2 separate regions of the Homo sapiens genome follow, and region 2 is linked to region 1. Evidence: read pairs that join two places in POLR2A ChIA-PET (ENCODE). Cell type or tissue: Panc1. All regions are shown on one strand. Each heading gives the region's core, and the rest is flanking DNA. Links, peaks and the distances in the headings are about the cores only. Region 1 holds the start of LOC124903520 (a long non-coding RNA gene). Region 2 overlaps THSD4 (thrombospondin type 1 domain containing 4).

Evidence for each region. ChIA-PET counts read pairs that join two places held together with the same protein. Peaks named below come from ENCODE experiments on the same cell type or tissue, not always from the same donor. Only the 100,000 strongest peaks of a DNase experiment are listed, where the experiment ranks them.
Region 2: POLR2A ChIA-PET joins it to region 1 with 41 read pairs; 4 of 35 experiments call an interaction of 5 or more read pairs at or near these places.

The regions. Positions count from the first base shown.
Region 1 is chr15:71,299,659-71,315,596 of GRCh38, forward strand. All of the region lies in intron 6 of THSD4 (thrombospondin type 1 domain containing 4), which reads left to right. LOC124903520 (a long non-coding RNA gene) reads right to left here and starts at 6,675. Exons shown (of 2, transcript XR_007064700.1): 1 at 1-6,675. In Panc1, for the core only: no CTCF peak of the experiment used is centred there; no DNase peak of the experiment used is centred there.
Region 2 is chr15:71,353,439-71,369,376 of GRCh38, forward strand. The region is part of intron 6 of THSD4 (thrombospondin type 1 domain containing 4); the gene reads left to right. Among named protein-coding and RNA genes, the nearest start is that of THSD4-AS1, 170 kb to the left of the region's middle. RefSeq lists enhancers at 9,770-10,277, 10,278-10,785, 10,786-11,293. In Panc1, for the core only: no CTCF peak of the experiment used is centred there; no DNase peak of the experiment used is centred there.

The DNA.
Region 1 (15,938 bases), core at 5,945-8,444:
TATTTCAAAATTACTAAAAGAGTAGACTTCAATTGTCCTTATCACTAAGAAATGATAAGTATCTTAGGTGATGGGTATGTTAATTTGCCTGATTTAATCATTTTGCAATGTATACATGTGCCATAACACATATTGTACCCCATAAAATTCATACATTTCTTATTTGTCAATTAAAAATAACATTGGGCTGGACGTGATAGCTCACACTTGTAATCCCAGCAATTTGGGAGGCCCAGGCAGGATTGTTTGAGGCCAGGAGTTTCAGAACAGCCTGGGCATCATAATGAGACCCTGTCTCTACCAAAAAAAAAAAAAAAAATATATATATATATATATATATATATTAGCCATGGGTGGTGGCAGGCATCTGTGGTCCCAGTGACCCAGGAGGCTGAGGTGGGAGAACTGCTTGAGCTCAGGGTTTTGAGACTGCAGTAAGCTATGACTGCGCCACTGACTCCAGTGTGGCAACAGAGCAAGACCTTGTCTCTTAAAAAAATAAAATAAATTTAAATATAAAATTAGTTTTTTAAAAAAGAACAGTTTAGCAACCACACCCCTTCACCAAGAAACAAAAAAATAATGTGTTTAAGGGGAAGAAAGCAGAAGGCATTTTGATGAACCTCTCCTGTCACTCAGGCATACCTCTGTGGTTGTCATGACCAAAGGCCCCCTTATCAGAGGACTTGCAACCATTTACAGAGCCCTCCTTGGAAGGAGTTCTGGAAAATAGTAGTTTCTCTTCTGGTTAGGTTTTCTTAACGTTCAGGGGCTTTCAAAGCCACATAGGGACAGCTGGGAACTTGAGATAGTTTGATTGCTGATTGTGAAGGATTGGCTTGGTTGATGTTTTTGGATCAAATGCTGTATTTATAGAAGTTTCTCATCACTTTTCTCACTAAATTCCTCAGCACATATTCTAGGCAGGGTTCAGCTTTTTAAACTCTTATCAATCCCCCTCAAAATTATCCATGAAGATGCTGTAGTATAAGAGTAAAAACTATAGTAAAAATCTAGAATGTATAATGTGTTCTTTTTGATTGCATTGTCTAGTTTAAACTCTCAGTGAAATGTCTGGCAGGAGAACACTATATGAGAACTCGATTAAGTTCCAGATTAAGAAATTACAAGCAAGATAAATAAATGCATTGTGCTGGCAAGTTCTAATAGAGCATCAAAGTGACTTTGATAAACCTCTTCCTGAGGAACCAACTCCCAGCTTCTGAAATCACAGCCAGGGGAATCTTTTTGCTGAGATTTTATCGTTGTCCAAAGGAATATGGGTTTAATTAGATAATTTTCTTTTAGGACACAAGAATTTGCTAAAGTAGGTGTTGTCTGGACAGGTCCTGTTTTATTTAAAATAATCTGGGCCTTTGCTGCAGGACAAGGGAAATTTCTCTGCCCTAAGATTATTTTCTAATTGCCTAAAATTTTTCTTTCATTACAGGTTGGAGGGTTTTTCTGTTGTTGTTTGTTGTTCAGCAGAAATAGAGACTAAAAGCAAGAGAAAAAAATCAGCTCCAGTTTCACCACTCAGAAATAACTTCCATTAATATTTTGTTCTACACATTATTTAATTTTTTAACAAAACCTATGTATATAATGTTGCTTAATCTGTCCTTCTGCATTTAACAATATGTTGTAAACAGCTTTTAGGCCAACAAAGACCTGATTTTTCACATAATTTTTCACATGATTTTTCCGTGATTTTTCACGGCTCCAAGTATCTCATTTATATTTATCATAATATATTTTATTATTTTATTAGCATATTGCTATTTAAAACAATGTGACTATCTTTGAACATATACCGTTGTGTGTTGGGGATAATCATTCTTTCCATCTTTGCTGTTCTATTGGGTAAAAAATGAGATCTCTTCTGTAATATGTGTTAATATCTGCAAGGCCTAGTTCCCCTCTAGTACTCTGCCTTTTCCAAGATTCTCCTAGCTGTTCTGGGCTGTCCTTTCTCCAGATGAACGTAAATTGATGCTTCTGTTTTCTTTTGAGAAATAATTTATTTTTAAAAAATAATTTTCTCTGGGCTACCTGGAGACCTCCTCCGGTAATATGAGATTTGAGTTACAATGCAGAGTTTCGAAGTTGAGTGTGTGCTTAGTTATACTTATATCCTGCCTGGATACCTCAAGGGAGATATCCTCTCTTCTGGCCAGTGGAACTTGTAGGGAGCAGAGGAAGCATCACTCAGTCTTTGCAGTGCATGATGTTAGATGGGATGCCTTTTGAGCGAGCCCTTTAGTGTGGGGGGCTCCTGGGGGACTGAACTCCACTGCCTGATGCCCACACTGGTCCACCACAGCAACTTCAGGGCCTTCTGATTTTTTGGTCAGACTAGGTCTGCCTGTGGGAGCAAGCTTAGGGTTGGTTTATTTTGGGATCTATTTCTAGAGACTGAGGTTTGAAGTAGCATGCTCAAACCCAGAAACGCATTCCACATGTAAGAGGTGAGCTGCCAAGTGTCGTTGTGAGTCTCCTTTCCCTGGCAGCGTTTTCCATCCTTGTTTGATCAGATTCCATGGGCTTGGGGCTAGACAGACAGCTTCTCATCCCAGGTTGGAGAGCACACCAGAGGTGGCGGAAGGGTAGGGGTAGGCAGAGCAAGGCTGAGACCCAAATAGAGAAGACCAGGTCTGATAAGCCCACCAGGGAAGGCCAGGAGATCACCAGAACCAAAGGGGCTGATGCAGGCACTGAGCCAGAACACACAGCTGGAAATGGCTGAATCAGGGACACAGCAGAGCAGCAGCAGGTCCCATCCCACAGGGAGGCTCTGGGTTGCTGCTCAGAGCCGGCCCCATTTCTGCCTTGATGCATGAGATGTGGCCACACCAGCTGCAAAAGAACCTCCTCACATCCACTTACTTTGATTTTTCCAAGTGGAATGGTTTTGTTGGGTGGGAGTGGGGGTGGGGTGCTGGGGGCAGTGAGCAAGGGAAGCAGGCAATGCAGATTTTTGGATCTGTATCCAAACATGCTCCTGCCCATGCTTAGCCCAGTGGGTGCTTCTCTTCCTGGGGCCAGCAGGAAGTCCGCTTGGCTGGTGGGGCAGTGGCATGTCATGATCTGTCACCCTGCTTCAGCTGATAGAGATTATCAGCTGGAGAACTGAATGGTACACACCTTCCCCCTTCTTCCAACACCATGGCCCCCAAGATGCTGCACCTGCCGCCGCCTCATTTAGCCCTACAACCCCCTGCCACTCAACATTATGCAGAGGGCCCAGGAGGGTCTTGCAGTCATCTACATACTTCCCTGCGAGTTCTTGGTTTGGTCCCTAGAAATGGCAGCCTGCATGTGGAGAAGGCTGCATGCAGCCTCAGGCCTGCCCACCCGATACGAGGTCTGCATGTATGAGTTGTGTGCATCACATAGCTCCTCACCATGCTTTCCTACCCAGGAGGATAAGCTTTCCTACCCAGGAGGATAAGCTTTCCTACCCAGGAGGAGACTCAAGGCAAAACACTGGAAACTGTGTTTATACAAACTCCCCAAGTGATTCTGGCAGCCAGCACAGAATGACTGTGCACAGACACTCAGGCATCACTAGCTCTGGGCGCCGCGCATTTGCCTGCTTCATCCAGGACAGTGGCTAACACTTCAGGTAGGGCCCACATACACTCAGAATAAAGAGCTGCCTGGTCAGGAGGGGGGCAGTCAGCATGGGCTAAGTTTTTTACAGATCTCTGGCAGACAGTGTTGTCTGCTTTGGCTAAAGAGGGAATGGGAAGGCAAATGACAAATGGCCTCTAACGTTGCAAAGAATAATGTGTTATGTGGAACTCAGACAAGCCAGTTCTATGGAGAAAGCAGTACATTGAGGATGAGATTTCTGCTTGTTTCTTTTTGTTTTTGGAGGAAAAGCCAGGGCTGTGGGCCTGACAGAAGTTGATATTTGGGTCTTGAATGTGTTCTCTTCCAGAATCTTCTCTTTCCAGTTTTCCCAGCTTACTATTGATACCATTCACAGAAGTCTTGCATTCAGTGCCCTCTCTAGGTGGTACCTCCTTATAAACTGGGCCTTATGCTGGCATCTTGGGTCCTTGGAAGGATAGTTTCCTGGTGCGCTGGATTAGTCATAGCCTATTGTAGTGACTCTGGCATGGTTACCTCAGGAACACCACCAGACAAATATAGACCCTTTAACACTGGCTGGCCCTTGTGTCTCCAGACCCCTCCCAGGAGTTCCTCACACTAGGAACCTTGGGCTGCTCCACTTTGGGTCACAAGGACCCCTTTGCCTAGCCCAAAGCAGGCCTCTTTGGTTGCTTTTCTCTGGTCCACTCTGGCTATGACCTTCAGGATCAGAGGGCAAGAAGTCGAGAAGGACACGTCTCCAAGATAGAGCACTAAGAGCTAATGGGCAGAACTGGCTGGAGCTGCTTATTCTTGGCCTTTTTATGGGTGAGATGCCTCTAGCAGTGTTGGACATCTCATCCCAGATACCACCAGGAGGTGAGCTTGCTCTGGGAGGCATATTGAAAGGGCTGCACCATGCAAAGGTCAGGAACTCTCTCCACTGCATGAAACATGGCACAAGCTCTGGCCCATCTGGCTGTGACCAGCTGGGCCTTTGCTCAGGGCTGTCTGTGCTGCTCCTCACCAGGTGAGGAGTGAAGGGGAAAGAAGAAGGAGTCTTGTGCTCCTTTCAGAGGTTGGACAGTGCCATGACACTGTTCAAACTGTTTAGTTTCTCTGGGGCTTCTGCTTGGAGTTTAAGAGAGACATAATTTATTCTGAAGTTTGCCATGGAGAGAATAGCATCTCTATTCCAATGTAGTCATAATATATGGTATCATCCTGCCTATTTAAAAATATGTTTGGTAGTAAAATTTTCAGTCTTATTAAAATTTTAGCCCAAATTCTTTTCCTCCTTTCTTGTTTTTCCCCAATCGGAAGATTCGGTCGGTATTTCCCCCAGGGGAAACACAAGAACATTACCTAAGAACTTTGAAATTATTTTCAGAGAATTCAGGTGCTGCTGGTTTTGAAGATGCCTAAAGGAGTTTCCAATGTTCTCCAACCTCGTCTATGGTAAAATAAATTCCAAGTAAGAGATTCCTTCCAACAAAAAGTAACCAAAATGTGTATTTGCCCCATCTTAGGTAATTAAACTCCCTAACAGACTTGCAGATTTAGGCAAAAAGAGTGGTAGAATATAAAAGCTCATTAATCATCCTGGCATCATGAGCTCATATTGTTATGAAATAAATATGCTTACTAAATGGATCCAGATGCCATCAAATACATGTTTCCAATAAAGACTATTTTTTGTTCTTGCCCAGGCAATAAACACACGAGGCTTGTTTATAACACCTCTTTTCCGTGAATCACAGTGGTCCATCCAACACATATTCTTTTCACCTCTTTCCCTGGTGAAAAGTGGGTACGTTTTCTGATGAGGATTCTGGGGAAAACCCTAACGAGGTAGGAGATGTTTCCCTGTAACCCAGAGCTGATGGGTGATAGGAAAATGGAAATCACTTGGCTAATCGTATACCAACATGGAAGACATTTGTCTCTATTAATCTTCTTACCCAACACATCAAAGTACCAATTTCAATCCAAGACAGTACCAGTCCCCAGAGGACAGACTTGAGTCTAAGAGGACCCCCTGCGATCTACTCTGTAAGGATGGAATGGTAGAAAGATGAAGATATATTCAATTATCATCAAACCCCAGGCTCTTGATGTGGGTGAGCTGTCTTCCCAAGATCACCCCCAGGAGTTGGCTCAGGACTGGAAAGCAGAGGGGGCCCATTGGAGGGAGGATGGAGTTCATAGTGAGTTGAGGGCAGTAGTTAACGTGGGGTTGGAGCCAGACACATACAAGTTCCTATCCTGATTCTGCCACTTAATAGTTATGACCTTCAACGGTATTCTACCTCTCTGAGTCCGTTTGCTTTATTCAAAAACTCCAAGTTGCTGGGAGGATAAATGAGATTGTTATTGTAAACTGCCCAGCACCTAAGATGCACTAAGATGTGGTAGCTCTTATCACCCTTCCTAGAAAGGTTATTCCGGATGGGGACTGATGCTGTCCAGGAGAAATGGATGAGTAGAGGGAAAGCTGTTTGTTCTTAATAGTAGAATGAAACTCACATGTGTCACTAACCAAGGGGCCTGCCCTGCTGGGACAGGCCTCCCCTTATAGCCCACTCCAAATCTATCCTTCTCGAGTTCCCACTCACTGGAATCTCCAGCCTTCCAGATTTTCTGGGACCTGGAGTTGGCCAGTCACCACCACCATCCTATGCAGCTTTCCCTTTATTACTGGAGGAAGTGTGAAGATAACTTTTTCCCTCAAACGATTGTAAAGAGCTTAAAGGCATTAAGATGAGAGACGGGCCAGGCGCAGTGGTTCATGTCTGTAATCCCAGCACTTTGTGAGGCTGAGGTGGGCAGATCACGAGGTCAGGAGTTCAAGACCAGCCTGGCCAACATGGCGAAACCTCTTCTCTACTAAAAATGCAAAAATCAGCCGGGCGTGGTGGTGGGCACCTGTAATCCCAGCTACTCGGGAGGCTGAGGCAGGAGAATCACTTGAACGTGGGAGGCAGAAGTTGCAGTGAGCCAAGATTGTGCCATTGCACTCCAGCCTGGGTGATAAGAGCAAGACTCTTGCCTCAAAAAAAAAAAAAAAAAAAAAAAAAAAAAAAGGGAATGGTATTATATATTTTTTGATGCCTTCTCTTATGGCCAGTATCTTACTAAACTATTTTATCTCATTTTCATCCTCATAATAACAGAGGTCACACCCAGATTTATCTTTCTTCAAAGCCTGTGCTCATTTCAGTACACTCTCTGCTTCTCAGTTACCTTTACTGAGAAATTAAGGTAAACAAAGCAGCACCAATGAAAAAAGGGTTTGGAAAGGAAGCATTTGTGTTTTATAAAGTATGGGTGTCTAGTCCACTAGTTCAGCAATTTTCTCAACCCTGGTGTCTGTTAGAGCCATACATCTCTGAAATCCTGCTTGAAAGAGAATTCTGTGGCCAAATAAAGTCAGGAGTGCTGCATATAATCTTACCATCTTGACAATGCATAGTGCAGAGTATCATTTTAAAGGTTCTGAGAAGTCCTGCAGTTCAAAACAACCCCAAAACATAAAATTGCTTAACCTTGTGTTTGCCAAACATATTATAGACCCCTGTATGATATGTGAAACATGTATTAATATCCTTGTTGCACTTCTCCTTCACAGAGCATTCTTTAGAAATACCAGTTTGAAGTACAAGCATAAATTTCTCAAATTTTTTAATTGGCCTCATGTCCCAGTCTAGGAGAATATTCAGGCACCATCCCAGAATTTTCTGCCTTGTCCTCTCTCCAGGTCTTGCTCTGCAGTCCTCCCTCAAGCCATACTCTTGGGGAAAACACTTTCCTTCCAGGCTTTGGGACAAATTTGCCTTCCTTGTTCTTGGGGATTCTTCGGAGCTCTGGCCTGTGAAAGTTGCTCTTCTTGACTGACACCCCAACTTTTCTGGCCTGTTGGTGGCTGAACACCTCCTCACTAGCCACGTGTTAAGGCTGGCTCAGTAAATATGCCCAGGTCCTCCATGATGGGAAGTTAGGTTGTCATGTAGCCATAGTTATGGCGGTGGCTGTGTGACCTCTGTGTCACCGTCTTCCCACATGTAACTTGGTATTATACCCAGTTTCTACATCTGTGTGATTGATGTGTATGTTAAGTACATTGGATGTGCCAGCATACTGAATTTTTAAGACCTAAGTGTGTCAAGGGCCCTCAAGATCATCCTCAGCCTTGATGATTTGCTAAAAGAAATCACAGTACTTAAAAACCCATTCAGGCCAGGCACGGTGGCTCACGCCTGTAATTCCAGCACTTTGGGAGGCTGAGGCAGGTAGATCATGAGGACAGGAGTTCAAGACCAGCCTGGCCAACATGGTGAAACCAGTCTCTACTAAAAATACAAAAATTAGCCAGGCATGGTGGGGGGCACCTGTAATCCCAGCTACTTGGGAGGCTGAGGCAGAGAATTGCTTGAACCTGGGAGGTGGAGGTTGCAGTGAGCTGAGATCGCACCACTGCACTCTCCAGCCTGGGCGACAGAGCTAGACTCCATCTCAAAAACAAACAAAAAATGCTTTCATACTCACACTTATGGTTTATTACAGTGAAAGGATACAAATAAAAATTAGCAAAAGGAGAAGGCATATGGAGCCAAGTCCAGGAGAAATCAGGCACAGGATTCTAGGGATCCCCTCCCAGTGGAGTTGCACAGGGATGTGCTTAATTCTCCCAGCAACAATGTGTGATGATACATGCTTCCCCACCAGGGAAGCATGCCAGAGCCTTGGTGTCCAGAGTTTTTACTGGGGCCAGTCATAGAAGCATGCAGCACCTGTGTGACTGACCTCTAGTTTCTCCCAACCCAACCTCCTCTACCCTCCAGCAAAAACAGGCATTCACCCTGAATACTGGGTGGTCTATGTTCTCAGACATACAAAAACACTCTTATCAGGACAGTATTCCAAGGACCCAGAGGTTACCTCCCAGGAGCCTCCAAGGGTCAGTCCTTGAGGCAGGCCTTTCTCTGGAATATGCAAGGTTTGAGCATCGCAGGCCTGCTGAGTTAGCTTTTTCTTAACCCTTCCCTGCCTACTCGGGTTTAACTTGTCCTTTTAAGTTGCTACTTTTCTTAGAATGATTGAATTCAAGTCAAATAACAGGTTCTTCACATTGATTCTTTTTCCTGCTAGGGTGCTTATTGAAATATGGAAGACAATATTTGGGCTTGGTTTGAAAGATCAGGAGAGCCCTGTCTCCTTCCTTGCTTTTTATTTTGTTTTCTTTATTTTTTACTGAGGTAAAATTCATAGAACATAACATAGCCATTTTACATTGTGCAGTTCAGTGGCCTTCCATGTGTTCATGTGGATCAGTTCTTCCTTCATTTTAATTGCCAAGTAATATTCCATGGTTTGGATATATCATTTTGTTTATCCATTCCTCTGTTTATGGACATGGGTTGTTTCCACTTTTTAGCTATTATGAATAATGCTGCTATGAATATTCACGTGCAAGTTATCGTGTGGCCTTGGGTATATGCCTGGGAGTGGAAGTGCCCAGCCATAGGATAACTCCACAGTTACCTTTTTGAAGAACTGCTAAATTGTTTTCCACAGCAGCTGCAGCATTTTACATTTCCACCAGCAACGTATGAGGGTTCCAAGTTTTCCACATTCTTGTCAACCTTTGTTATTGTCCATCTTTTTAACTCTAGTCATCCTAGTGGGGAGTGAAGTGGTTTCTTGTGCTTTTGTTTTTTGGAGACTCACTTCATTGCCCAGGCTGCAGTGCAGTGGCACTATCTCGGCTCACTGCAACTTCCGCCTCCCAGGCCCAAGTGATTCTCCCACTTCAGCCTCCCGAGTAGCTGTGATTACAGGCGCATGCCACCATACCCAGCTAATTTTTTGTATTTTCAGTAAAGACAGGGTTCACCATGTTGGCTAGGCTGGTCTTGAACTCCTGAGCTCAGGCAATCCGCCTGTCTCAGCCTCCCAAATTGCTAGGATTACAGGCATAAGACACCACACCTGGCCTGTTTTATTCTTAATGACTAATGTTGAGCATATTACTGACCATTGTATGTCTTCTTTGGAAAAATACCTATTCAAATCCTTTACCTATCTATAAATTAGGTTGCCTGTCTTTTTATTGTTAAAGTGTAAGCGTTCTTTATATATTCTGAATACTTACCAGATATATAATTTGCAGATATTGTCTTCCAGTGTGGGGTTGTCTCTTCACTTTCTTAATAGTGTCCTTTTAAGCACAAAAGTTTTAAATTTTGATGAAGTCTAATTTACCCATTTTTTCTTTGGCTGCATGTACATTTGATGTCCTATTTGAGAAACCATTACCTAGTCTGAGGCCATAACGATTTACACTTAGGTTTCTTTCTGAGATTTATAGTTTTAGATCCCTGACCCATTTTGAGTTAGTATTTGTAAATGGTGTGAGAAAGTGGTCCAACTTCATTCTTTTGCATGTGGATATCCAGTTGTCCAACCACAATTTGTTGAAGAGACGATTTTTCCACCATTGAATGATTTGGGCACTCTTGTTGACCGTATATGTATGGGCTTGTTTTCTGTTTCTTTCTTAATAAAAAGATATACTTGACAGAGGAAGGTGTGGCATGCAGGCCGTGTTACACAGAGAATATGGGCTGCCTGAAACAGCCCCAGTGCTGACCTCTGCTACTTTCCTCCCTACCTCATGTACTCGCAGATGGACACCCAGCATTGATGGCTCTCCACCTGTATAGCTTGTCTTCACCCTGCAAATATTTATTATTCATACAGCTCCTAAAAGGTTGGGGAAGGATGTCAGCTGACATACCATAGAAAGCTATCAGTTGGATAATGCTAGTATTAGGAGGTGATTTTCAAACCGTGGTCCTTGGTACCCTGCCTCCTCTAATCCAAGTACTTCTGCTATTATGATTTTACCTACCTATCTGTCTTTTAGCATGTTTTCATTTTAGGAAATCAGCACAGACCTTATGATTCTCTTACACTGTGGGACTAGGAGAGATCCATTAGAATCCAGTTTATCACTAAGTTGAAAGGATGCCTGGAACATATGTAAATGTCTCTGTGGGGGCCAAGGAAACTTCCCCTTTGCCTTCTGAAGGCTCATTGAGAAATCAGCTCACAAAAGCCAGATTAATTGGAGAAACATGTGTACATAGGTCCCTTCAGAACGAAGACCTAAAGATACAGGGAAAAGTGTCCATATTTTTAAAGTATCCATTTTTATGCTTAGGTTCAACAAAGTATGGACAGCCATGTAGAAACATGGTTGACAAAAAGGATGTGATCTAATGCTAATAGACTGAGTGGGGGAAACTCAGCAGGGCCTGCCTATCTAGATTCTTCTTGGCCTCTCTAAGCTTGCATTCATTCCTTCTGGGTGACCTCTCTGGAATGGAGGGGGGTTCTTATGACTGTCAAACAAGGTAGGTCAGATAATTTCTTTATGGCCAGTTTTTACACAGAAAAGCATTGGGAAAGTTAGAAATATATTTTTAGGTTTTATGGTTGGCTTTGGGGAAAAGGGGTTCTGGTTTCTATGACCCACCTGGGAGAAGAGGGATTCACTTTCTCTGTCTAGCCTTGGTGGAGAATGGGACTGAGAGACAGGGGGGCAGGAGAATGTCAAAGAAAACCTTTTACTTCTGAGGCCTTCGTTTTGGGGTGTTGTTTACTGAGCCCCAACATCTCCCCCACAACGTGCCAGTTATTCCCTAGCCTGTTGTATCCGCTCAGATTTAGTTCAGTGTTAAGTAGCAGAGACCCAAAATAAAGTGACTTAAACATGACAGAAGTGGATTAAAAGTGGCTGTGCTCCACACAGTCCTCAGGGCCTGGAGCCTTCCAATTTCTTAACTTCTATCCCTTGGGTTTGGTCCTAATTTTAACATTCCAAGAGGCCGTCAAAGTTCTAACCATCGTATTTCAATTTCAAGAGGCAGGATAGAGAATAAAAAGGGAGGACAATGAGCAAAGGACATAGACCTGCTGTTTGTTAACATAGATTTCCAGGGAGTTGTCATAGGCCACCTCTACTTATATTGCATTGGCCAGAAGTGCACCCCAGTGGCAACACCTAGCTTCAAGGAAGGCCTAGAAATGTCATCTTAGAAGGGGATAGCCATGAGCTCAGCTAAAAAGTCTATTGTTTTGGAAGATAATGGGTTTTGGAAGACATCCGACATTCTCTGGCATGGGTGCACCATTTGAACAGCTTTTAGAATCCAGCCTCTTCCAAGGCATTTTTTGAACTAATTAGAAGAGTGCTGTGCTCCCTGCCCCTCTTTGTCTGATCCCGGGGTTTCATGGTGCAGTTGCTGCTTCACTTTCTAACTGTGCACTGATCCTTGCCTTCTGCTTCCACATGTCCTCTTTCTAGACTTACAGATGACAAACCTAGCATTATATGTTGATATCATGTTTCCCTTTTATCCTTGTGTATCATATAATAAAATCTGTTTTCACCTGGGTAAATGGCACCACCATCTACCCATTGCTCAAGCCAAATGCTTGGGAGTCATCCTGAAGAGCGGCCTTTCTCTCGTCACTCCTCTTCAGTCTGTTAGCAGGTCCTGTCTTCTTTTCTTCCCATGACCTATATCTGTCCTCCTCTTTCCACCTCCATGCTGTCACCCTAGTGCGTACCCCATTGTCTCCAGCTGGGCAGCTGCAGCCACCCTCATACCTGGCCTCTGGCTTTCCCTCCTGCCAACCCCTCCCCATAGCCCGTGCTCCACACAGCACTGAAGGCAGTTATCTTTTGTGACACTGTCCTACTGCAGACCCTCCGTGGCCTTCCTGTTGTGCTTTGGAAAAATCCAGAGTTCTCTTTGTTTCCCTGCCCTCTGTTCTGGACTGTATAGTGCTCCCCTCAAATTCATGTTGAGTCCTAGCTTCCAGTACCTCAGATTGTAACTGTATTTGGAGATAAGACCTTTAAAGAGGTAATTGAGGCCGTCTGTAATCCCAGCTACTAGGGAGGCTGAGGCAGGAGAATCGCTGGAAACCGGGAGGCAGAGGTTGCAGTAAGCTGAGATCGTACCACTGCACTCCAGTCTGGGTGACAGAGCAAGACTCTGTCTCGAGGCAGGGGGTGGAGTGGGGAGTGGGGGGAGGGTAATTGAGTTAAAATGAGGCTGCCAGGGTGGGTCTTAACCTAATCTGACTATTGTGCTTTTAAGAAGAGGAGATTAGGACATACAGAGACACCAGGGCTGCATATGCACATCTGTGAGCTGAGGAGAGAGGCCTCGGAGGAAACGAGTCCTGCAGGCACCTTGATCTTGGACTTCCAGCCTCCAGAACTGAGAAAATAAATTTCTATTATTTAAGCCACCCACTCTGTGATATTTCATTACGGCAGCCCTAGAAAACTCCTCTAACCTGCCAAGCCACACATGATCATATAACCTGCCAAGCCACACATGATCAGTTACCTCTGGCCTCATACCTTCCTCTGCCTTTTCTCACTCCACTCTAGCACGACTCGGGCTCCCACTCCCCACTTCCCCACCACCCCACAGGACCTTTGCACTTGCTCTTTGTGCTTCTGGGAATGTTCTGACCCCCAGATCTTCCTATGGCTTCCTCCTCATTATTCAGGCCTCTCTTCTGATTGTCCCTCCCTGCAAGAGACCTTCACTGTCATACCTCACCACTCAAGTATCTGAAACTTTTGGAGTTGGTTTACTTATTGCCCTAGAATGAAAGCTCTGCGAGAGCAGGGACTTCCTCTGTCTTGTTCACTGCCACGTCTTCACTCGCTAGAACAGTGCCTGGCATATAACGGCACTTAATGAGTGTTCATTGGAATGAATGAGTAGATGTATGATAAAATTAAGGTTTTTTTCCTATGTGTTTATTTATATCAGTATCATTTATTTATTGATATCAGTATGGACCCATGGATATTTATTTTATACTTTGGGCTACAGTTCACTTCTACTTTATTTATTTATTGCTCAAGTTATTCAAGCCTTAGTCACTGAATTTAGTTGGCCCCTGGTATCCCTTTGGCACAACCCCGTCATTCTGTGTGTGTACATGCATGTGCTCACATATGTGTGTGTGTGCATGTGTTCAGTATTTCCTTACTCTCTGGCACTACAAGATGCTCCAGGTTCATGTTGGACATTCCCTGCCCCAGTTATCAAATCAGCCATTTCTTCAAGGAGCTCTGGTACTTTTGTATTTTATTTTTTGATATTTTTATTTTGGGGGAATAACACACACTGGAGCTTGCTGAGGGAGGGTCGGGGGAGAGCATTAGGACACACAGCTAATGCATGCTGGGCTTAATACCTAGGTGATGGGTTGATAGGTGCAGCAAACCACCATGGCACACGTTTACCTATGTAAAATTAGTTTCAATATATAGACAATTTCAAAATCTTAAAAATAATGCTTTGAGGGAAGGAGAGACTCTTTTCGTAAAAGTGTTTCTTAGGAGAAGCATGTCATTTTTTACTTTTTGATTTTTTCATACTTACCCCTCCCCAGAAGCAGCGGACCTCCTAGCTGTGTCTCGCGGTCTCCCTCCATCTCCGCAGGTTTGTACCGACTGGGGGCTCTCCGTAGCTTTCATGCCATTGCTGGTATCATTACTGGCATCAATTGTTCCTGTTAGAATGAGGGCTTAGGTAGTTAGAAAAAAACACAGCATGGGCTCCTACTAACAAAAGCAGATTAAAGCCATCTTTTCAGTTAATTAGTTCCAATGCTCTGATACGGATGATGAGGCATAGGAAGGCTTTTATTGGAGGAATTCTTCTGTCCAGAGGGGCTTTGAAAGCAAATGTGCTGAAAGTCCTGCGGCTTTTCTCAGTGGTTTGAGAATGTTTATCCTAAGAAGTGTTTCTCAGTGAGTTGGAAAAGATCATTTTAGCCATATGATTATAGCCTTTTTTAAAGGTTTAATAGTTACAGTTTACTGAGAAAGAGGTTGAATTATATCTTGATTTTTTTTTCTCTTTTGTTTGATTTAGGCTGAAGGAACTTATCTCAAAACTTAGCCTGGTAATATTAATTTTGATAAGTTACTATAAGAAAATATTATATTTTTATTCTTTTTTTTAATTATTGGCGGCGGAGTCTCACTCTGTCACCCAGGCTGGAGTGTAGTGGCTGGTCTCAGCTCACTGCAACCTCTGACTCCTGGGTCCAAGCGATTCTCCTGCCTCAGCCTCCCAGGTAGCTGGGATTACAGGTGCACACTACCACGCGCAGCTAATTATTGTATATTTAGTGGAGATGGGGTTTCACCATGTTGGCCAGGCTGGTCTTGAACTCCTGACCTCTGATGGTCCATCTGTCTCGGCCTCCCAAAGGGCTGGGATTACAGGCATGAGCCACCCACTGTGCCTGGCCATTTTTATTCTTTTAAAAGAGAAAAGTACTTGTGCTTTCAGCCTCAGAGAAACCATGCCTACAACATAATCTTATTATTTGTATCACAAAGTTGTGATCCAAGTATTGCCACACCTTGGTTCAGTGTGCTGTAGTGCAGGTTAGATATTTTGGATGCTAAATACACCTCTTGTAGCAGGTTTTAAATTTCTGCAACAGACTCAAAGAGAACCATTACTTTAAAAATATTTCTATTTTAAACAAATGTAACTTAGTATGTCTTATTTTCAAAGACAGTAGAATATAAACTTACACTGTCAAGTATTCTTATACTTTCACTCTCTTATCTAGTTTAAAACAGTTTTCTGGGGATAATTTTTCTAAAGATTCAGGCTCATAGTTAATTCAAGCTCCAGGGCTATTTTCCACCTGGGGTTCTCTGCCTCCTGCCCCCACTCCCCCAGGATGACCTCTGCAATCAGGAATATGTTGATGGCAGTGGTAACAGGGAGGACTATTAGAACACTCTCTGCCCTCTGGGTCCTTGTTGGCATCCTAGAGGTGCCCTTTGTCCTCCCAGCATGGCCTGGGCTGCCTGCCTTCATCTCTCCTCATCTCTGGCTGATATACCTGCATTCACCTGTGCTCTGGGCTGGCTCTAACTGTGCAACTGGTGACCATCCCTGCCTTGGCTTTCAGCCAGTCTGTATCCTTCTTGCCCAAAACCTGGACTTTTAATTGTCCACAGACCCCCTTCACACTTTTATTATGACACTGAGCCTTGCATGAACTGGTTCACCTCTCTCTAGGCTGTGGGAAACCAGGGAGATATTTCAAAGCCTGCATGACACTCCGTCTTCTCTACTCCACCATGGCCACCTCTTGTTAATGTAGGGCACACAGCGGGTGGTCTTCTCCCAGAATTCCAAATGGGAAGGAAAGCACCCAGGATAGGAGGTCAGCTGTGTCCTCTGTGGTCAGTCCTCCAGGCTCCGCCTCCTTGAAAC
Region 2 (15,938 bases), core at 8,388-10,887, 56 kb after region 1:
CAGATGAGAAAGAACACCTAAACTGTGGTTTCCTTTAAAGTACTTCAAAGGTGTTTTCTGAGTCTTTATAGGATAAGTTCTTACATCTGAGGTCCCTGACCCAGAAGGAGTCATTGATGAGCTTCCAGGGATCCAGGACACCTTTTATATTGTATACAAAATGTTTTCTCTGTGAACACATTCCCATGTGCAGCTTTTCTAGAGAAGGCCCATGCTTTTATACAATTCTAAACAGAGTCTGTTAGCCCAAAGAAAGAGGAGCCAGGATTTGTAGAATGCACTGTCCCGACTATTTCAATGCCGGGATGATAAAATCCCAGCTTCTTTGCATGGGAAGCATGGACTTAAGAATCAGACTTGGTGTTCAAATGCTGCCTCTGCCATTTGCTGTTCGTGTGACCTCTGAGCTTTGGTTCCCTCCTCTCTAAGTGTGAGAAGTAATATGGGAACAGATAAGGTTATTACACGTATGAGTAAAGAGAGGAGATGAGATTGCCAGGTGATTGAGGAAGGAAGACACTGAAGATAGAACCCTGAGGAACATCAGAATTCCAGGGGCTGTCTGGAAAAGGAGCCACCTGGGTGTGGTAGCTCATGCCCATAATCCCAGCTACCCAGGAGGCCGGGGTGGGAGGATTGCTTGAGCCCAAGAGTTCCAGACCAGCCTAGGCAACAGTCAGACCTCATCTCTAAAAGAGGTTTAAAAATTTAGCCAGATGTGGTGGCATTTACCTGTAGTCCCTGCTATTGGGAAGCTGAGGCAGGAGGATCACTTGAGTCTAGGAGGTTGAGGCTGCAGTGAGCCATGCGCCTGCCACTGTACTCCAGCCTGATCGAGACCTTGTGTTTCTATAAAGAAAAGAAAAGGGAGCTGATAAAGGAGACTGAGGGGAGAGGCCAGGGAGCTCCGAGGAAAACCAGAAGGGAAAAGTGTCCAGAAGAGAGAGTGTTAAGCAGCAGGGATCACAGTGGCTTTAGACTGATTTACTTAGGTAAGGACTGAGAAGCCATCTTTGTTTTTTAATTGTCAACCCAGGTGGAGACTTTTCCAAATTGTGGCCAAGAAAGTATCTCATGACCTAAAAAGACTCTTCCTTTATTAATTTAACATAAATTTGTTGAATGCCCTTTATGTGCCAAACAAAGCCATTGAAGGAGCTTGGTTCATGAGGTCTCACCTTTAAACACTTTGGGCTCTAACATTATTTCTAGCCCTGCAGTTGCTAATAAGCATAGAATTACACCCAATCAGAAAATAGTTAGGCCTTCTATGTGGTTTTGGGCATGCCACATGACCTCTTCAGGTTAAAGCGTGAAGACTAGATTATCCTAAATTTCCTAATCCAGAATAAATCCTACATCACTGTCCAGACAAGATGTGGGCTGAGAGTGGTGGCCAATAAATACCTTCCATATACAAAACTCTGGTTATGCTTAGAACATTTCATCTTGTATGATGTCCCTCCAGTAAACTTCACACTCCTCTTGTTCTTCCTTGAATTTCCTGTGCCTGTACTTACGTTTAGTGAATGGACAAATCTATTGCATCTGAGGATTATCCCTCCTAACCCCAGGGAATCCTGTTGTTTTAACATGGAAGCATTACAAATGTTTCGTAAAACAAAAATAACATTTGCCTAATGCTGACCGTGAGTCAAGCCCTATGTTAGAGTCTTTCGTATCCATCATGTTGTTTGGGCTGAAAGTCTTCTTTCTGGAGATTTCTGTGTACTGCAGATCAAATCATGTTTCAAATAAAGGTTTTCCTGGAGCAAAACCACATGCAATAAAAGACTGATATAACACGCTTATTGCATAAGGTGAGTGTTAATCCTGGCCTGCTTACACCCAGCTCATCAAGGAGCTCTTCTTTATTTGAAATTGGCTTCCAAACCTGATGCCTTTCAGAGCAAGACATGCTTTCCTCCAGCTAGTTTAAAGGCTGTGTGTGTCATGTGTGTGTGCATGCATGTGCATGTGTGTGCGTGCAGACACTTGTTCCAAAGAGAGGCTCCAAAAGAATGTCTCTCAGTTTGTTGCATTTCCCTATCTACCCAGGAAGTTGTTTCTTGTTTTCATGACAAGTGTGGACCTGTAGCCCTGAGTATTATTGGATTGTGTGTTGTTCAGTGGTGCCTAGAGGAAGGATAATGAGGAAAAGAGGACTGTCCCGGGTGCTGGTCAGTTAGGAGAGGAAAGAGGCTGCAGGCTTGGCCCCTGCTCAGCGGAGAACATGTTCTTGAGCAGTCAGGCTGGGTCTGTGGAGAGCTCAATTAATGGATGCAAGGGGCCCAAAGAGCGTGCTGCTGGCTTGACTGCGTTTGAATCAGCAGGACCCAGGGTCAGGGATGAAGTTTTTTCTTCACAGGTAAAAAATTGAGTCTTAGAGTAACTCTTTTCCAAGTGTTCTAATTTAGGTTTTTCTTATTTTATTTTATTTTATTTTTGAGATGGAGTCTCACTTTGTTGCCCAGGCTGGAGGGCAGTGGCACAATCTTGGCTCACTGCAACCTCTGCCGCCCAGGTTTCAGCGATTCTGCTGCCTCAACCTCCTGAGTAGCTGGGACTACAGGCGTGCGTCACCACACCTGGCTAATTTTTGTATTTTTAGTAGAGACAGGGTTTCACCGTGTTGCCCAAACTGGTCTCGAACTCCTGACCCCAAGGGATCTGCCTACCTCAGTATCCCAAAGTGCTGAGCTTACAGGAGTGAGCCACCATGCCTGGCCCTAATTTACTTTCTTCTAATTAGTCTAGTGAGTTTCTTCTCCAGAAGATTCTAATTAGTTTATTCTCCCACTGAGCTGATGGCTACTCTCTGCACACGGTTGCTTCTGGGGCCCGAAGCCCTTCCAGGAGCACCTAGCCTGAGGTGGCCATGCAGTCATTCCCTGTCTAGTCCCCCTGTGCTCTCACACTTATGACACACTTATTACAGTCCAACATGGCAGGAGGGCATTTTCTCTTGTTTATTGCCTGTCTTCAGCCTCAGTGGAATGGAAGCTCTTTGAGGACTGGGACCTACTGACTTCTTTCTCTGCTGTATCCCCAGAGTCTAGAAAAGATACTTGGTACATAGTAGGTGCTAAATCAAAATTTGTTGAATGAGTGAAGAGAAGAATGGAGAGAAGGAAGGAAAGGGAGAAAAGGAGGGGAGGAAAGAGAAAGAGAGAGTGAAGGAAGGCAGGGAGGGAGGAGGCTTTAGCAGGGGTACTAACTGTTTTATTAAGCAAGCTGGGGCTGAGGAGACCAAAATCCTCAGGGCTCATGCAGGGTGCTGCCCTCTCTCATGGTGGTCCATCTATTTCCTGAAGCCCTGCCTTAGGTCAGATGGGGGTCTTTCATAGCTGGGACCTGGATCTGCTGTCTTCTCCCTCCCCCGACTTTCTTCACACTCACAGCCCCTTCTCTACAGGGAATTTTATTCCTAGAGCACCAGTAGCACTGTATGGCAGGAAGACACCAAACGACAGCGCACAGGGTGATCACTGAGTCCAGCCCAAGGGGTAGCAGAGAGAGACCATGGCTGCGCACATCAAACGTGTGAGAGATGACATTGGCCTTGTGGATTTGGGGTAAGAAGAGCATATCAATGTCAGTGCTCCCAGCATTAGTAGGTACACAGGGCATGGCAGCTGCTCCACTTGTGCCCTGTGGCTTGTGGGCCAAGAAAACTACTTCCAGGCATGCCCTAGGTGATGGAGAGAATACAAAGGAATGTCCTTCTGCCTCCTGCCTTCTTGCCTTGCATCCTAGCTGGCCCCACGGCTTGTGATAGTCTTTAGATTTGGTGGCCACTGCATGGACAAGGAGCCTACTGTAGGACATCTGCACTGCAGGGACTCTAAACTCGGTTATGAGAGGGTGTCATTCCCTGCTCTAGACCCCATCGCTGAGGTGTTGCTGAGAGGGCTGGGCTGGGAGGCCTGCGTTTCCTTGGCCACCACTCCTGTCCCTGGTGGGAGCTGACAGGCTCACTCTGCAGTGTGTATTTCAGCAAGTCCACCCAGTGGGACTCCCTGCAGACTGGCTTCTCTAAGAGGGCGTGGGCTGCAGCAGCCAAGAGCCATGGGTGCGGCTGCCAGGTTTCGAGAAAGTATTTGAGGCACTGGGGAGGCTATGCAGAGCCCCACGCCCTTGCTCCCTTTCCCCTCCTGGCTCTCCCGCCTGCAGTTTTAATAGGGGCAGGGCCTGGATTAAGTGTCTTGGGCAGAATCCAGCAACCGGAGTCCTTTCTGGCAGAGGAAGGGGAGTGCACATCAGGATCACATTCCAGATACGGGGACAGAGATTAGGGAAGGATAAAGGAAAGAGAGTGAGAAAATTAAATGTGGCGAGAAATGGATTTTCCCCTTCTGTCTGAAAATAATTGAGTTATATTATTTTGCAAAATAATCTGTTTTGAGGTTTTTCTAGTTTCCCTTCACACTACCAACTGCCTTACTTATTCAAAGAGGGGGAAAAAGCATTCATGCTGGCCTTGTGCTGCGCGATTCCTACCAAATACCTCAAACTTGGGTGAGGTTCTGAGGTGGCTTTGCTGTCTGTGAAGACTGTGGGACTCAGCTATAGACATGAGAACTGGAGGCTCAGCCTCCTTGGGAAGGGGCGGCCAGATCCCATTTTCAGGTCTTAGCTGGCTTCTCCTTCTTTTCCAGACAAGTGCCTGTAGCACGGTCTTCCTGACCTTCCCCTTCTCTGGGCTTTGAAGGGCTTAGTCACATTTGGCTGGAGAGCCTCAAAGGTGTCTCTCTCACCCCAGGGTACGGCATCGGCCTCCCTCCCCTCCTTCCAAGCTGTTCCTTAACATTCTGCCCTGGCCTCTTTTTTTGATGGTTTAATTGAGAGTTCCTATGTCAGGGTTTCCCATATGGCAAAACCTCTGTATAATCAGTCCAGGGACTATTTAGTGACTGTTAGTAACTGTATTTTAATTGTAGAGTGTCATAAGATAGGACTTGGGGCAGCCATCCGACAGAAATCCCATTAGATAGGGTCTCCATTTAGAATCATTTGATAGGACTGACCTGTCCTCATAGTGTGACAGACAGGAACAAGTGTGGGGCTTTCAAGAGCTTCAGCTCTGGGGCCAGATTTCATAAATTCATATTCTGGCTAAGCCACTTATCAACAGCATGGCCTTGGACAAGACTCCACTTCACTGTGCATGGGTTTCCCCATCTGTAAAATGGAGGCAAAAATAGGATTTACCTCTGGTTGCTGTGAGAATTAAATGAAGTAATACACGTAAAGTGCCTAGAATAGTGCCTGCTCAATTAGTATCACTTAACATCATCAGCACCGCTGTCATCATCATCTTTCTTTACTATCTGGGTGGCCCAGTGCAAGTGACTTAGCTTCTCTGAACCTTGGCTTCCTTCTGTGTAAAATGGGGATGATACTAATGGGGGTTGCCAAGAAGATTAAGAGAGGAATGTGAAGACACTCAGCTTAGGGCCTGACACCCAGTGGAAATGGCAAAAATGAGTTCCTCTGTCCCTCCCCAGCACACCCTGCCTAAGCATAGCCCACCCTGTCAGCTATTTAGGTAGAGGATTCATTTTACCATAGCAAAGCTGGCTGTGTAATGGCAAGGATAGTCCTTGTTACTAATTTTAATTTGGTACAAGTTAACGTAATCCTCAGTCTAAAGAGTCAACACCTTTTCCCACCCTCCTGTCCTCCCCTTCGCATCTTCTCTTCTGCTATGAATTACTCAGTCACAAGAACCTTGTACACACCCAGGACAGTGTGAGGAGGCGTAGGGGCACAGAAGATGTGTAAGACACTCTTTTTGTGGTCAGGCTTAACGTGCTTAAAACTCTTTTCTGACCCCCATTGCATCATTCGCATCACTGTCCTCTTATTAATCTTGAGTTATCTTTGATTCTCCCTCTATTGATATAGTACCTTCTATTTAGCAAAAACATTACTTACGTTATCTCATTGGTTTTCACAGTAACCCTGGTAGGTAGAAGCTGTATTCGTACCATTTTACAGATGAGCAAACTGAGGCTTAGTGAAGTTAAGAGCCTTCCCAAAGGTCACTCAGTAATAAGCCAAGCTGGGATTGAAATCTGGGTATGTGGCTGGGTGTGGTGGCTCACGCCCGTAATCCCAGCACTTTGGGAGGGCGAGGTGGGTAGATTGCTTGAGTTCAAGAGTTTGAGAACAGCCTGGGCAACATGAGAAAACCCCAATCTCTACCAAAAATATGAAAAATTAGCCAGGTGTGATGGTGTGCACCTGTAGTCTCAGCTACTCAGAAGGCTGAGGTGAAAGGATCGCTTGGGCCTGGGAGGGAGAGGTTGCAGTGAGCCAAGATCTTGCCACTGCACTCCAGCCTGAGATCATGCCGGTTCACTCAAGCCTGGGTGACAGAGCAAGACCCTGTCTCAAAAACAAGCAAACAAAAAAAACAGAGAAAGAAAAAGAGAAAGATGTGAGGATTCATCTTCTGTCCTTCCCACCTTGTTATCTTGTGTCTGCTGCTTCCTCTGTGTTTTAGCTGTCTATTGCTGTATAACAGACCACCCCAAAATTGAGTAGCTTAAAGAACAGTTTATTATCTTTCGTGGTTCTGGAGGTTGACTGCACTCAGCTGGGAGATTCTTGCTTAGTCTTTTCTGCAGCTGTACTCAGATGGTGGCTGAGGCTGGATTCATCCGAAGGCTTCTTGGCTCACTTATCTGGCACGTGGGGAAGAGCTGGGGGCTGATGGAGAATCTCTCCCTTCCTATGTGAGGAAGCTCGTGTTGTGTTGGCTTCCTCACAACATGGTGGTCTTAGAGTAGTCAAATTTCCTACATGGCAGCCAACTTTCCCCAGAACAAGCATTCTAAAAGATCCAGTTGGAAGCTGCAGGGTTTCTTATGACCTAGCTTTAGAATCTCAGATCTTCACTTCTAGCACATTTTACTGGTCAAGAAAGTTACTAAGGCCAATCCAGATTCAACACGATGGGTTACTCGGCTCTATCTCTTCATATGAGAAGCAGCGTATGCATACAGTGAGGGAAGAAATTGATGGTGGCCATCTTTATAGGATAAAGACCCATAAATATTTTTGCTTAAAAAAATCCCTCTTAGCCATTCTAGTCTACTACTGCCACCTTAGCAGGGTCCAGTTCTTTTGCGCATCATTTTGGGTTCACTACGGTACTCGGACTCTCTCCCCGGCATCCAATCCAATTGTGTATTTTGCTAGCATATGACTCCTCCTCAGATGCCTTTTTCATCCACAGTTCATGTATTCATAGATCCAAGAAGGGCTTTAGAAATTATCTAATCTCACCTTTTCACTTTACAAGGGAGCATATTCAAAATTGTGTGGTTAATTTTTAATAGAGTTTCAGGTCAGTCAGCACTGAAGGTGCCTTCCTTGAGCCAGAAGCATAAACAGAAAGAAGACCCTAAAGAGCCTATGGTTTAACAGGGGAGATGGATATCTTAGAGATAATTTTAATGGAAGTTTGCATATGATCCCATTGAAGCATAGTAGAGAGGTATACCATACAATTTGGGTTTCAGGGAAGATTTCCTGGAGAATGTGACACTTGAGCTGAATCACCAAGTATACAGAGAAGAGTTATCTAGGCAAAGAAAAGTGGATAGAGTGTCCTGAAAGAAAAAGGAGAAGAGGTGAGCAGGCAAGGGTGGCACATGCTGTCTGGTGTTTGTAGAGCATGGAGGGCCCTGGGTATCCTACTGAGGGATCTGGACTTGATTCTGTAGGTAATGGGGAGCCACTGAAGGAGAAGACCATACATGTCTTTTAACATTTATTGGGAAAGAGCTTAAAAGTGACTATTAGCTGACCTACTTCTCTGTGCCCAGATTCTGCTGTGATCATGTCACTTTGGATGGATTTTAAAGTGCTACCTCCCAAAAAAGGACAGTCACCCAAAAGAAAAGAGAACAAAAATGCTTCACATACAGTTCTTAAAGGTGCAAATACACACAACTGAACTGTATGAAAAGATGCTCAGCCTTGTTCATTATGAGGAAGGTGTAACCTAAAGCTATTGTCACCCCTCAGAGTGGCAAAGATAAAAAATGCTAATATCACCTGTGATCGTTGAAGATATGGGCTTCCTCATACATTTCCAATGGAAGTGTAATTTGGGGAACTTCTCTGTGGAAAGCAATTTGGTAATAACCATCAAAATTATAAATGCACTTTTTTTTGACCTAGCAATTCTACCTTTTACCTACAGCTATTTCACTATTTGGAGGCAGAAATAAATGCTCATGATCATCCATTGTAGTCTTGTTTGTCATCACAAAAGATTGGAAACAGTATCAATGCTATGGGAGAAAAAACGGGTCAAACAAATTATATTTCATCCATACAAAGGGATATGAAATCTTGAAAACAGAAAATGAGACTTTGTGTATGTGCTGATCTGGACGAGTCACCAAAATAAAGTGTTGAGTGAACACCAAAAATGTGTAAAAAGAGGCAGACAAATAAATATACATACATATTTGGTCAAATATGCATAAAATATATCTGGAAGGAAACATAAGAAATTTATATTATTCAAAATAATGAGTGGAACTGGGCGTGGTGGCTAATGCCTATAATCCCAGCACTTGGGAGGCCAAGGCAGGTAGATCACTTGAGGTCAGGAGTTTGAGACCAGCCTGGCCAACATGGCGAAACCCCATCTCTACTAAAAATACAAAATAATTAGCTGGGCTTGGTGGTGCATGCCTGTAATCCCAGCTACTTGGGAGGCTGAGGCAGAAGAATCGCTTGAACCTGGGAGGTGGAGGTTGCAGTGAGCCAAGATGGTGCTACTGCACTCCAGCCTGGTTGACACAGTGAGACTAAGTCTCAAAAAAAATTATAATGAGTGGCTGGGGTACAGAAGTAGGAGGAGAATCTCACTCTTTACTCCTTTGTACCTTTTGAATTTTGAACCATATGAATCTTAGTTTTCAGAAATAAAAATGAGACAAAACAAAGGCAAGATTGTAGAACAAATCATTACCACTACAAGCTTCTTTAAATCTGGGGTAGAATAAATATTCCATGGATTGCCTTTAATTTTATAGTCAGTTGAGAGAGAAAAGCCTAGCCTCATCTTCCTAGATTAAAGACTGTGAAAATAAAATTGGAAGCAAATATGACAAAATGTTAAAGTGAGTTAAGGTAAGCACATACATCGATCATACTGCTTTTTAGTATTCTTGAACTATTTTGCAATAAAAAAGAAAAATTGCAATAAATAAATTAATTTCCATGCATGGTCCCGGTGCTATGCTCTGGAGTTACTGCCGACAGTGAGTTCCGTTTTCGTCCGCACGCAGCACTCCCACCCTAATTTCATCCTCCCCCTCCCTCCACACATATGGAGATCCACTTTATTTCATTGTGTTTTATATTCTTCTCTATGTATACTCACTGCTTCCCTTCACCAAATTATAAATGCTGTAAAGCAGGGGTGTCTAATCTTGGCTTCCCTGGGCCACATTGGAAGAATTGTGAATTAGTAAAATTCACTAACACGAATGATAGCTGATGAGCTAAAAAAAAAAAAAAAAAAAAATCACAAAAGAAATCTCGTAATGTTTTAAGAAAGCTCTTGAATTTGTGTTGGGCCACATTCAAAGCCATCCTGGGCTGCATGTGGCCTGCGGGCGGCAGGTGGACAAGCTTGCTGTAAAGGGTACAGAGTGTGTCTAATTCAGAAGTCAGCAAACTTCTTCTGTAAAGGGCCAGCTATTGACTATTTTAGACTGTAGGCCAGTCTGTGTCACAACTACCCAACTCTGCTGTGGTCACACAAAAGCAGCCATAGATAGTACATAAATGAATGGATATGGCTGCATTGCAATAAAAATTTAAAAAAACAAAGTAGTAAACCAGATTGGGCCCAAGGGCCATAGTTTGCCAACCTTGGTCTAATTGGCTGTTATATTCCCTTTTTGCTTTCTCACCTTCTCAACTTTCCCTAGAAGCCTGCTCACTGCTCCTGGTGTGCATGTGTGTACGCGTGTGTGTGTTTGTGATCCCTGGGCAGGGGAGACCTGAAAAGGGAAGGAATGAGCATACTGTGTTTCTAGAATAGAGTAACCCAGGCTGATAGTGTCTCAGGCAGCAGTGGAAAATGTTAAAGAATATTAAGAACAAAAAGCGAAATCATGACTCCTTTTCAAAGACAAAATGAACATGCGTCAAAGATTTTATTTAACTCATTAATTAATGAGGGAACCAGTATGATGTTACAACTGGTTCAAAGGAGAGAACGGACACATATAGAGGTCATCAGGTATGCGGAAAGGAATTTGCTTAGGATAATTGGCCTCTTGGGGACCAGGCAAGGTTTCCATTTGCATCTCTGCTGACAAAATTCATTTGCATTACTATCAGTTTTCTACAGTTTATAGAGTTGTAAAGTAACTCAGTTAAAGTAATGAAAGGCGCAGACGTATAAAATGAGATGGTGCAGAAAGGGTTCCTTGAACAATGCCTCATTATTCCCCACAAAAGATATTCAGAAATCTTTTCTTTACTCTTTTCCAAGTTGCTCCTAATTTTATCTGATAGAAATAGTATTCATTAAAGTTGTGTTACTCAAGGCGATAGAAGATGGTTGAACTCTAGACAGGAGGTTTTCTGATAGAGCCTGTGGGAATACAAGGTGAAAAGAGACGCCTTCACCAGAAGTAACCTAGTTGAGGGCTGAGGTTTGGCCAGTGGAAGTGGGGTGGGGTGGACAATTTCAGAGGCTGTTACAGAAAAGGCAGCATGATGGCGTGGAATCACATGGGATGGGAGTCAGCAACCCTGGGAGCCCCAGCCTGCTACCCATCGTTCTTGCAACACTGGGCAAGTCTGGACAAGTTTGCTCATCTGCAGTTGGGCGGTAAGATGAACTGCCTCAGAGGCCATTGTATCAAATGAGAAGGCACATATTTCATTACTTAGCACTTTGCCTGGTGATAGCTGTTTCTAATACAGATTAATTTCCCACCTTATCTGGGGTACTTTAGCTAGACATTAGCTATGTGCCCTTGAGCAAGTTACTTCAGCTGTCTTCACCTGTTCAAATGCGGAAAATGATACCTCCCTCACAGAGTAACTAAAGAAAAAACTAGCAGGTCGTGGTTCTAGCAAATACTAATTTCCCCTTAGGGGTTCAAGAGGGCTTCATAGACGAGGTGACCTGTGTGTCAATTCCTAATGGGTGAGTAGCTGTTTTGTACATCAACGTTTCCAGATCTCATATTTCGAATCATTAGTACGCACATAGTTTAGTTTTATTTTATTTTGTCACCTACTCTTCAAACACTTGTGTTTTCTTTTTAGCCTTTGCATAGCGCTGAGCTTTAAAGCGTGTCTTGGTAAGGGGCACACGTTGTGGTCAAAGTAAATGGGAAACAGTATGAAATTGCTGGAAGCTGATTCTGGGGGTGGGTTACAAATGGAACTTGTATGCATGTGAATTAATGGTTTTTTAAAGCTCTGTTAAATTGCAGTTGTTTGAGACAGCCCTAATCACAAATGTTTTGACCCATTGCTTCCACCTAAACAATAAAATATCCTAAGAATTCTATTGTTTTGGCACCTAAAACTGCATCTCCCTGAGTTTCTCTTTTCCAGAGATGATACAAAAATCATTTATCAGACCCTTGGAAATGATACTCACTTGTAGTTCACGAAAATATATCCACTGCCCCCCCCATTGTGTGTGTGTGTGTGTGTGTGTGTGTGTGTGTGTATGAGAGAGAGAAAGACAGAAAAGAAGAGAGAGGGCAAGCCAATGACCCATGTGATTGGGTGTGTAGTGACTAAAGGACTTTGCATGAGGATTTCCAGGTGAAGCAAAGAAAGCTGTAGGTACTAACTTTCTCAGCTTGCCTTGTGGTTGTCAGTCTCTACCCTTCCTGTCACTGTTGCTGATGTAACAGTAACAAAGCCACCAAAATGGTAACCCAGGCATGACTCCAGAGTAGGAGCCTAACCCCAGGGCACCCCTCCACTCCATCCTTCTACTCTGTCTTTCTGCCTGCTTGAGATGCTCTCATGTATTTCCTTGTCTCCCAAAAATAGCCATAAACAGCACAATCTGCTGACGCTTTGTAAAAATACAGTGGGGCGGTGTGGGGGACAAGGAAGAGGTTTTATGAAATGAAAGGAGGTCTGTTCTGTTCTCTTGCTTCCTTGGGAGGCCTTATGGTATGATAGCATGCTGAAGTGGGTTCTGTTTGGATTGGAGATGAATCTTGTTAAGTCCAACCCACCAACTGAACAGGAAACTCATGGGATGTAGCTACAAGCAACTTTCCTCCCTCTCTCTCTCATTGTCCCCTTAAAAGTAATTTAGTAGGAGAAGTTATTTCACTGTTCTTGGTTGAAAACTCAGGTAGTCTCATGACTTTTTTGATCACTCTCAAGTCATCAAGACTCCTAGGACCACTGGAAGTTGCCAACACAGTCACAGTCGCAAGTCAGTTACTAAAAGTATCCATCTAGCCTGTGTAGTGATCAAAACTTGCTTTAAAGTTAAATTACCACTCCCCTCTCTAAACTAGAACTTCTCTCAGGTGAGAAGAGGTGGAGGTTCCTTCTTGCTGTCCTTTCACACATCCTCCCTCCTACTTGTGTCCCAGGTTTTTTTGTTTTGTTTTGTTTTTGGTTTTGTTTAGATGGAGTCTCACTCTGTTGCCCAGGCTGGAGTGCAGTGGCGTGATCTCGGCTCACTGCAAGCTCTGCCTCCCAGGTTCATGCCATTCTCCTGCCTCAGCCTCCCCAGCAGCTGGGACTACAGGCACCCGCCTCCATGCCCGGCTAATTTTTTTGTATTTTTAGTACAGACGGGGTTTCACCATGTTAGCCAGGATGGTCTCGATCTCCCGTCCTCATGATCCGCCCGTCTTGGCCTCCCAAAGTGCTGGGAAACAGCTCCCGGCTGTCCAAGATTTTTTACTCTGCTGGGTATAGGGAGGGAAGAAGAGCTGCTGCTGCTTGATGAGTACCATTGTGATATCTCCACTGGATTGGCCTGGAAGGTCTTTAGAGGTGACTCCTCCTCTCATGGGCTCTTTTGAGAGTTCTTCTGAGGCTCCTCCTGGGAACATTGAACTATATTTCCCATGACAACACATGTTGCATTTTCCTCTGGCTGTTTTTCCCAATGGCCCGCACTATATGGGCCCTCTCAGTTGGGGTCAGTCACTTTCTCATGGAATCCTCTTATGTGGGATTTCAAATCAATGCAGTCTGGCTCTCTCCCCAGTCTGCCTTCTCTTCAGCCTATGAAAAACACTCCCACATTATTTGCTCCGATCATCTCCAAGAGAACAGTACTCAACAGGCACCTGTCCTTTGCTCATACCACTGGACACCCAATCTTTTAGATTTCCAGGTGGGAATTAGACCCAGTACCCTGTGTCCCAACAATTGTAGGGAGACCAAATCGAACCCTCTAATGGTCTCAGTGAAGCGCCCTTCTCATACTGTGAAGGAGAGGACCCTGACCCTTCTCCTTGGCAGAGGGAAATGCCAGCACAGCTCTCTCCAAAGAGCTCCTCTTTCAAGCTCCATTTTCTCAAAACATATTCCATCTTCTGTGTGAACAAGGGATTCAAGAGTCGTTAGTGAGTTTTGGCTCATGAACTTTGAAATGTTTGTATAGCGGTCCTTCAAAATGTAGCTTCCACTATTTTTAGAACACAGGAACAACCCATTGTGTTATAACACCCAGTTACACAAGGTTGACCTTGATGATGTCATCGCATTTGTTGAACAATTACCTCATGCTAGGCTCTCTTTTTTTTTTTTATTTTAAAAAAATATTTTATTGTTAAATTACAGAGTCTAAACTGATTACCACTATGCCATTCTTTTTTTTATTATTATTATACTTGAAGTTCTAGGGTAGATGTGCACAACGTGCAGGTTTGTTACATATGTATACATGTGCCATGGTGGTGTGCTGCGCACATTAACTCGTCATTTACATTAGGTATATCTCCTAATGCTATCCCTCCCCACCCCACGACAGGCCCCGGTGTGTGATGTTCCCCTTCCTGTGTCCAAGTGTTCTCATTGTTCAATTCCCACCTATGAGTGAGAACATGCAGTGTTTGGTTTTCTGTCCTTGTGATAGTTTGCTGAGAATGATGGTTTCCAGCTTCATCCATGTCCCTACAAAGGACATGAACTTATCCTTTTTTGTGGCTGCATAGGATTCCATGGTGTGTATGTGCCACATTTTCTTAATCCAGTCTATCATTGATGGACATTTGGGTTGGTTCCAAGTCTTTGCTATTGTGAACAGTGCTGCAATAAACATATGTGGGCATGTGTCTTTATAGCAGCATGATTGATAATGCTTTGGCTATATACACAGTAATGGGATGGCTGGGTCAAATGGTATTTCTAGTTTTAGATCCTTGAGGAATCACCACACTGTCTTCCACAATGGTTGAATTAGTTTACAGTCCCACCAACAGTGTAAAAGTGTTTCTATTTCTCCACATCCTCTCCAGCACCTGTTGTTTTCTGACTTTTTAATGATCACCATTCTAACTGGTGTGAGATGGTATCTCATTGTGGTTTTGATTTGCATTTCTCTGATGGCCAGTGATGATGAGCATTTTTTCATGTGTCTTTTGGCTGCATAAATGTCTTCTTTTGAGAAGTGTCTGTTCATATCCTTCGCCCACTTTTTGATGGGGTTGTTTGTTTTTTTCTTGTAAATTTGTTTGAGTTCTTTGTGGATTCTGGATATTAGCCCTTTGTCAGATGAGTAGATTGCAAAAATTTTCTCCCATTCTGTAGGTTGCCTGTTCACTCTGATGGTTGTTTCTTTTGCTGTGCAGAAGCTCTTTAGTTGAATTAGATCCCATTTGTCAGTTTTGGCTTTTGTTGCCATTGCTTTTGGTGTTTTAGACATGAAGTCCTTGCCCATGCCTATGTCCTGAATGTAATTGCCTAGGTTTTCTTCTAGGGTTTTTATGGTTTTAGGTCTAACATTTAAGTCTTGAATCCATCTTGAATTAATTTTTGTATAAGGTGTAAGGAAGGGATCCAGTTTCAGCTTTCCACATATGGCTAGCCAGTTTTCCCAGCACCATTTATTAAATAGGGAATCCTTTCCCCATTTCTTGTTTTTGTCAGGTTTGTCAAAGATCAGATGGTTGTAGGTGTGTGGTATTATTTCTGAGGGCTGTGTTCTGTTCCATTGGTCTATATCTCTGTTTTGGTACCAGTACCATGCTGTTTTGGTTACTGCAGCCTTGTAGTATAGTTTGAAGTCAGGTAGTGTGATGCCTCCAGCTTTGTTCTTTTGGCTTAGGATTGTCTTGGCTATGTGCGCTCTTTTTTGGTTCCATATGAACTTTAAAGTAGTTTTTTCCAATTCTGTGAAGAAAGTCATTGGTAGCTTGATGGGGATGGCACTGAGTCTATAAATTACCTTGGGCAGTATGGCCATTTTCACAATATTGATTCTTCCTATCCAGGAGCATGGAATGTTCTTCCATTTGTTTGTGTCCTCTTTTATTTTGTTGAGCAGTGGTTTGTAGTTCTCCTTGAAGAGGTCCTTCACATCCCTTGTAAGTTGGATTCCTAGGTATTTTATTCTTTTTGAAGCAATTGTGAATGGGAGTTCACTCATGATTTGGCTCTCTGTCTGTTATTGGTGTATAAGAATGCTTGTGATTTTTGCACATTGATTTTGTATCCTAAGACTTTGCTGAAGTTGCTTATCAGCTTAAGGAGATTTTGGGCTGTGACAATGGGGTTTTCTAAATATACAATCATGTCATCTGCAAACAGGAACAATTTGACTTCCTCTTTTCCTAATTCAATACCCTTTATTTCTTTCTCCTGCCTGATTGCCCTGGCCAGAACTTCCAACACTATGTTGAATAGGAGTGGTGAGAGAGGGCATCCCTGTCTTGTGCCAGTTTTCAAAGGGAAAG